2 separate regions of the Homo sapiens genome follow, and region 2 is linked to region 1. The links are chromatin loops, found by intact Hi-C in ENCODE. Cell type or tissue: heart left ventricle. All regions are shown on one strand.

What was found. Hi-C counts contacts between places; a loop is a spot of excess contacts. Peaks named below come from ENCODE experiments on the same cell type or tissue, not always from the same donor. Only the 100,000 strongest peaks of a DNase experiment are listed, where the experiment ranks them.
Region 2: it touches region 1 in a loop (2.2-fold over the local background); 3 of 110 quality-filtered maps call a loop at or near these places.

Annotation. Positions count from the first base shown.
Region 1 is chr18:13,498,856-13,501,355 of GRCh38, forward strand. All of the region lies in intron 4 of LDLRAD4 (low density lipoprotein receptor class A domain containing 4), which reads left to right. Among named protein-coding and RNA genes, the nearest start is that of LDLRAD4-AS3, 29 kb to the left of the region's middle. RefSeq lists an enhancer at 1,385-2,042. In heart left ventricle, a CTCF peak has its summit at 1,511; a DNase peak (open chromatin) is centred at 1,436; H3K4me3 peaks cover 786 bases; H3K27ac peaks cover 1,654 bases.
Region 2 is chr18:13,413,714-13,416,213 of GRCh38, forward strand. All of the region lies in intron 3 of LDLRAD4 (low density lipoprotein receptor class A domain containing 4), which reads left to right. Among named protein-coding and RNA genes, the nearest start is that of LDLRAD4-AS1, 13 kb to the right of the region's middle. In heart left ventricle, no CTCF peak of the experiment used is centred here; no DNase peak of the experiment used is centred here.

The DNA.
Region 1 (2,500 bases):
GAGAATCCTTCTCGCCACACACGTCCCGCCGTGGACACTGGAGAATCCTTCTCGCCACACACGTCCCACCGTGGACACCGGAGAATCCTTCTCGCCATACATGTCCTGCTGTGGACACTGGAGAATCCATCTCCACACACGTCCCGCCGTGGACACTGGAGAATCCTTCTTGCCACACACGTCCTGCCGTGGACACCGGAGAATCCTTCTCGCCATACACATCCCGCCGTGGACACTGGAGAATCCTTCTCACCACACACGTCCCGCCGTGGACTCTGGAGAATCCTTCTACTCACACACACGTCGCGCCGTGGACACTGGAGAATCCTTCTACTCACACACATCCCGCTGTGGATACTGGAGAATCCTTCTCGCCACACACTTCCCACCGTGGACACTGGAGAATCCTTCTCGCCACACACGTCCTTTCGTGGACACTGGAGAATCCTTCTACTCACACACGTCCCGCCATGGATACTGGAGAATCCTTGCCACACACGTCCTGCCGTGGACACTGGAGAATCCTTCTCGCCACACACTTCCCACCATGGACACTGGAGAATCCTTCTCGCCACACACGTCCTGCCGTGGACACTGGAGAATCCTTCTACTCACACACGTCCCGCCGTGGATACTGGAGAATCCTTCTTGCCACACACGTCCCGCCGTGGACACTGGAGAATCCTTCTCGCCACACACTTCCCACCGTGGACACTGGAGAATCCTTCTCGCCACACACATCCTGCCGTGGACACTGGAGAATCCTTCTACTCACACACGTCCCGCTGTGGATACTGGAGAATCCTTCTCGCCGCACACGTCCTGCCATGGACACCGGAGAATCCATCTCCACACATGTCCCGCCGTGGACACTGGAGAATCCTTTTTGCCACACACGTCCAGCCGTGGACACTGGAGAATCCATCTCCACACACGTATCCTGCTGTGGACACTGGAGAATCCTTCTGCCCACACACGTCCTGCTGTGAAAACCTCCACGCTCCCTTTCCGTTTTTGCTCTCAGCTGTCCTTCCAGTATGCTGCTTGGGTCAAGCAGCCGCATCTCCACTGTCCTAATGACAAAAGACACCAGCACTGTCTCACTTCCTTTCCTCCTCCTCTCCAGAGTGTTACCTTCCTGATTGACAGGGACTTTCGGTTTTCTATTTAGAAGCACATGTTTGGTGCAGACATGTTGTCCAAGACTTGACATTGGGAAATGTTGGGAATAATCTGAAACTCCTTACAATGTGATGTTTTGGTGATTAAAAAAAAATGTTTAGGAAAGGTTGCTAGGCTTTAAAAATATATATATTTTGCTAACCTCATGGAGTCACTGTGCAGACCCTCTCAGCAGCTAGCCAGGCTGGCCTGGCCCTGACGGCCCGGGAATAGCAGCTGTCTTGTGACTTCCCACAGCAGGCACATTGCGTCGTCTCTCAAAGTCCCTCCTCTGGAGCGCCTCCTCTGCCCGTGGGGCTGTGCGGGACAGTGGCCGCGTCTCTGTCTCATTGCAGGACAGCACTGGGTCTTAGGTGCTTTTTCATGTTGTCCACACCTAACGCTGCTGCTCCCCGGGGCCCAGTTTTGAAACTGCCCTTTGGCATCATGCTTTCCCGCCCCTCCTGGGAGCAGCGCCTGTGGGAGGGCAGCGTTATTCCCAGCTCCTCAGAGAGGAGACCACATCCATGGCAGTGTGTGACTGTCCCTTTCGGCGGTCCTTTGTGAAGCCCGCGGGAAGTTCTGCATTCAGTTCCTGACTCCCAGAAAAACGTCCTGTCTTTTGAACTGAAAGGAGGCTGATGTCAGAGCCTCGTTGAGTAACAATGGAGAAAATCTACATCAGAGGAAAGAAGCCCTGAGCTGCTTTAAATGCTTCTGTAAGATGATATGCCACAACACGAATGTGGATTGTTGACAGTAACCACAGAGACGAGATCATCGAGGGAACCAGCTGGGAGTTTGTGAGGCCATAAAACACATCATCAAAAATATGGTGAAGCAAATTCAGAATTGGTTTTTAGAAAGGAGAAGGAACCATTGGCAATCTGACCCATAAATTATTCTACATTTTCAAATATTATAACTAGGAAGGTCGCTTCAAGGAGCCTTCAAGCCCCTCATGCCCACCCGCCCCAAACCCATTGTCACTGCTAGGTCCCAGATTTACAGCCACCTGGAGAGGAAGTTGCAGGGGGTCTCTGTGCAGCTGAGGATGATGGAAGGGATTGCAGAAGGCTGGTGCTGTAACTGTTGTTAGCGGGAGATTGAGGCCGGGGGGTGGAGTAGGGGCTACTTTCTTCCCCCTGCACCTGCTATCATGATTTCAGCAAAACCTTGCCTTTCTCCTCTTCAATCTTAAATAGGTACAGTGGCTGAGTATTAATATTAATGAGCATAATAACAATAATAAAACTGGCAGTAGCATCAAATGAATGTGGTCTCCTGCAGTAGAAATATTTACCCGATGTGTCCTGCCAGTGAGAGAGATTTTGGCATT
Region 2 (2,500 bases), 85 kb before region 1:
AGTGATTTGCATTCTTTAGTAAGTTTTTCCAAGAAGTTTTATATCTTCTTTCTAGGAGAGAGTATGGTTGGGCTGGGCGGGGTGGCACACGCCTGTAATCTCAGCGACTGTGGGAAGCTGAGGCAGAGGAGTGCTTGAGCCCAGGAGTAGGAGTGCAGCCCATGCAACATAGAGAAACTCCAGAAATTAAAAAAAAAAAATTTTTTTTTAAATCACTGGGAAAAGAAATAATTATAAGAGAGTACCTGCGTTTCTACCCATACCCGAGGTTTTCTTGTTTGTGATCATTAAATAAGTGGATGGTGTTGCTCTGGTGGTGTGCTGGACATATTTTCTCAAACCAGAGGTGCACTATAGTCCACCATGCTTTGTTCCAAAATTTGTAGTGGAGGTCTACCTCATGCCTCGTTTTGTGCCAGGCACAAATGAAATCCAGAGATGAACATCTTGGGGTGCCTGCCTTAGCAGGCAAGACTCTTGGTTGAAGGGACAGCAGGTGGGCCTTGGGGCCAGGCATCCTTGGGAGATGCCTCCATCCCCACCATTGCTTGGCTTTGTTGCTTTGGGCAAGTCACATGACCTCTTGGAGCCCGTTTCATCCTTGTAGGATGGGGTTACTGATACCCACCTCATTGCACTAAGTGGGCCAGTGAATGTACAGTTCAGTACCTTCCTCATGCAGTTGGCATCTCTATTGTCACTGTCACTTAGAGGCCAGAGGACAGGCAGGACCCAGACACTGGAGTGCATTTGATGCCAGGCTGTGGAATTTGAATTTTACAAAGAGGAGTCATGTTTCCATTTACTAATTACACGATTAACTGGAGAATATGCTAAAGTCCCCCATTGTCACAAATTACAGTTTCTTTCTTACTTTTGCATTTCTGTGTTTGCTGCAGCCCAGCAGGAGGTCCATTAAACCAAAAGGACTCATTATCTCCTCAGGACAGGGATGGTGAGGGAGGAGGCTGGCTTGCAGACACCTGCCCTTGCTGTCCTCAGCAGGAAAGGGTGGGGAGCTCGAGAAGGAGAAGCCCACACGCCCTTCTGTCCTTGGACTGTGTAGACCTTCTTAGGGTGGCTTCATTATTTGCCAGGCAGTAAACTCCCTGATTATCAGACACATCTGTATGCCAAGCGAAGTATTAAAACAGACTCTTTGCAAAGCCTATGGAAGTGTTTTTTGGGCAACCACTCTTGGTACTGTTTTCATGCATGACCTTGGATAATTGACATTTGTCTGTGGTTCAAACTGGAGATGTCCAGTGCTTACAGATACCTAAAGATTGCTGTGTAGTAATTTGCATTCTTTAGTAAGTTTTTCCAAGAAGTTTTATATCTTCTTTCTGTGAGAGTACAGCTGGGCTGGGCAGTGTGGTCCATGCCTGTAATCTCAGCTACTCTGGGAGGCTGGTTGTGGGGGCATCTGTTGCCTGGAGGTCTCTGGAATAATACAACACAGGGCCCTGAGCCCCAGAAATGCTGGCTTATTCCTCTTGAGTTTCCTCCTCAGTTAAGGGATTATTCAGGTTTCCAAAACACACAGTCTCTTATGACCTGAGAAAGGTCTCTCATTTGCATTTGCTCATTACGGTGGGTAATAGACTGGAAGTATGACCTTTCTCCAGTTAACGACCCTTCCCCACAGACGAGGCTTGCGTGCCTGTGTCTATAGCACATAGTGCGCCTGAGCTGATGATGTGGCTCTTCTGAACAGCTGCGGTGGCAGCCCTGAGGCCAAGGCCCCGGCTACTCTAGGGTGGGTGTGGGGTGGGAGGTGTGCTTTCCCACCAAAGGAAGTCTGGTTGTATAGGCAGACTTGTCTCCCCGGTGGTTAGGGCTGTCTGAGGAGCTGCTCTTGTTTCCAAGAGTTTCAGGTACGTAGTGTACTGAGGGGAGCCCCCAGGATTAATACACAAAGTGGATGACACCTCCAGGTTACTAGAGAGGCAAACCTCACCCCCCCAGGACGGTCCCTTGCAAACCCTTGCAGTCCGCCATATCCATCTTTCCCACTGGATTCCAGTTCTCCAAGGAAAAGCCAGGGCCTGGAGCCAGGGCCACGCTGCCCGGTGTCCCAGCCCAGCAGGCATCAGGGTGGGTGGGGAGCCTGGGCTGCCCGGAGGGGTGCTCCCTCTATGCCCTTGTACCCCACGTGGCTCCTTCTTTGAAGCTGTGTCTCAGTCCCAGGGGAGAGCCTTCCAGGATGGAGGTTGAGAGGAGGGGAACGTGCATGGCTCTGTCTTCATCTCTGCGGTGACTTGCGTCGTAGGAGAGCTTTGGTGTGGGCTGTGCTGGCCAGTCATCACAGTGCCCTGCAGGGCGCAGGGCTGAGGGCAGGCTGACCAGACCTTCCATGAAGAGATCGGGCTGGCGGGGACACTGGAGTCCTCACTCTGCTGAGTCCAGCTCTGCCACACGTGGGCTATTCTGAGCTATGGCGAGTCATCATCCTCAGTTTCCCTTTGGCGAAGTGGGCCCAGTGATGCCCAGGAGCACC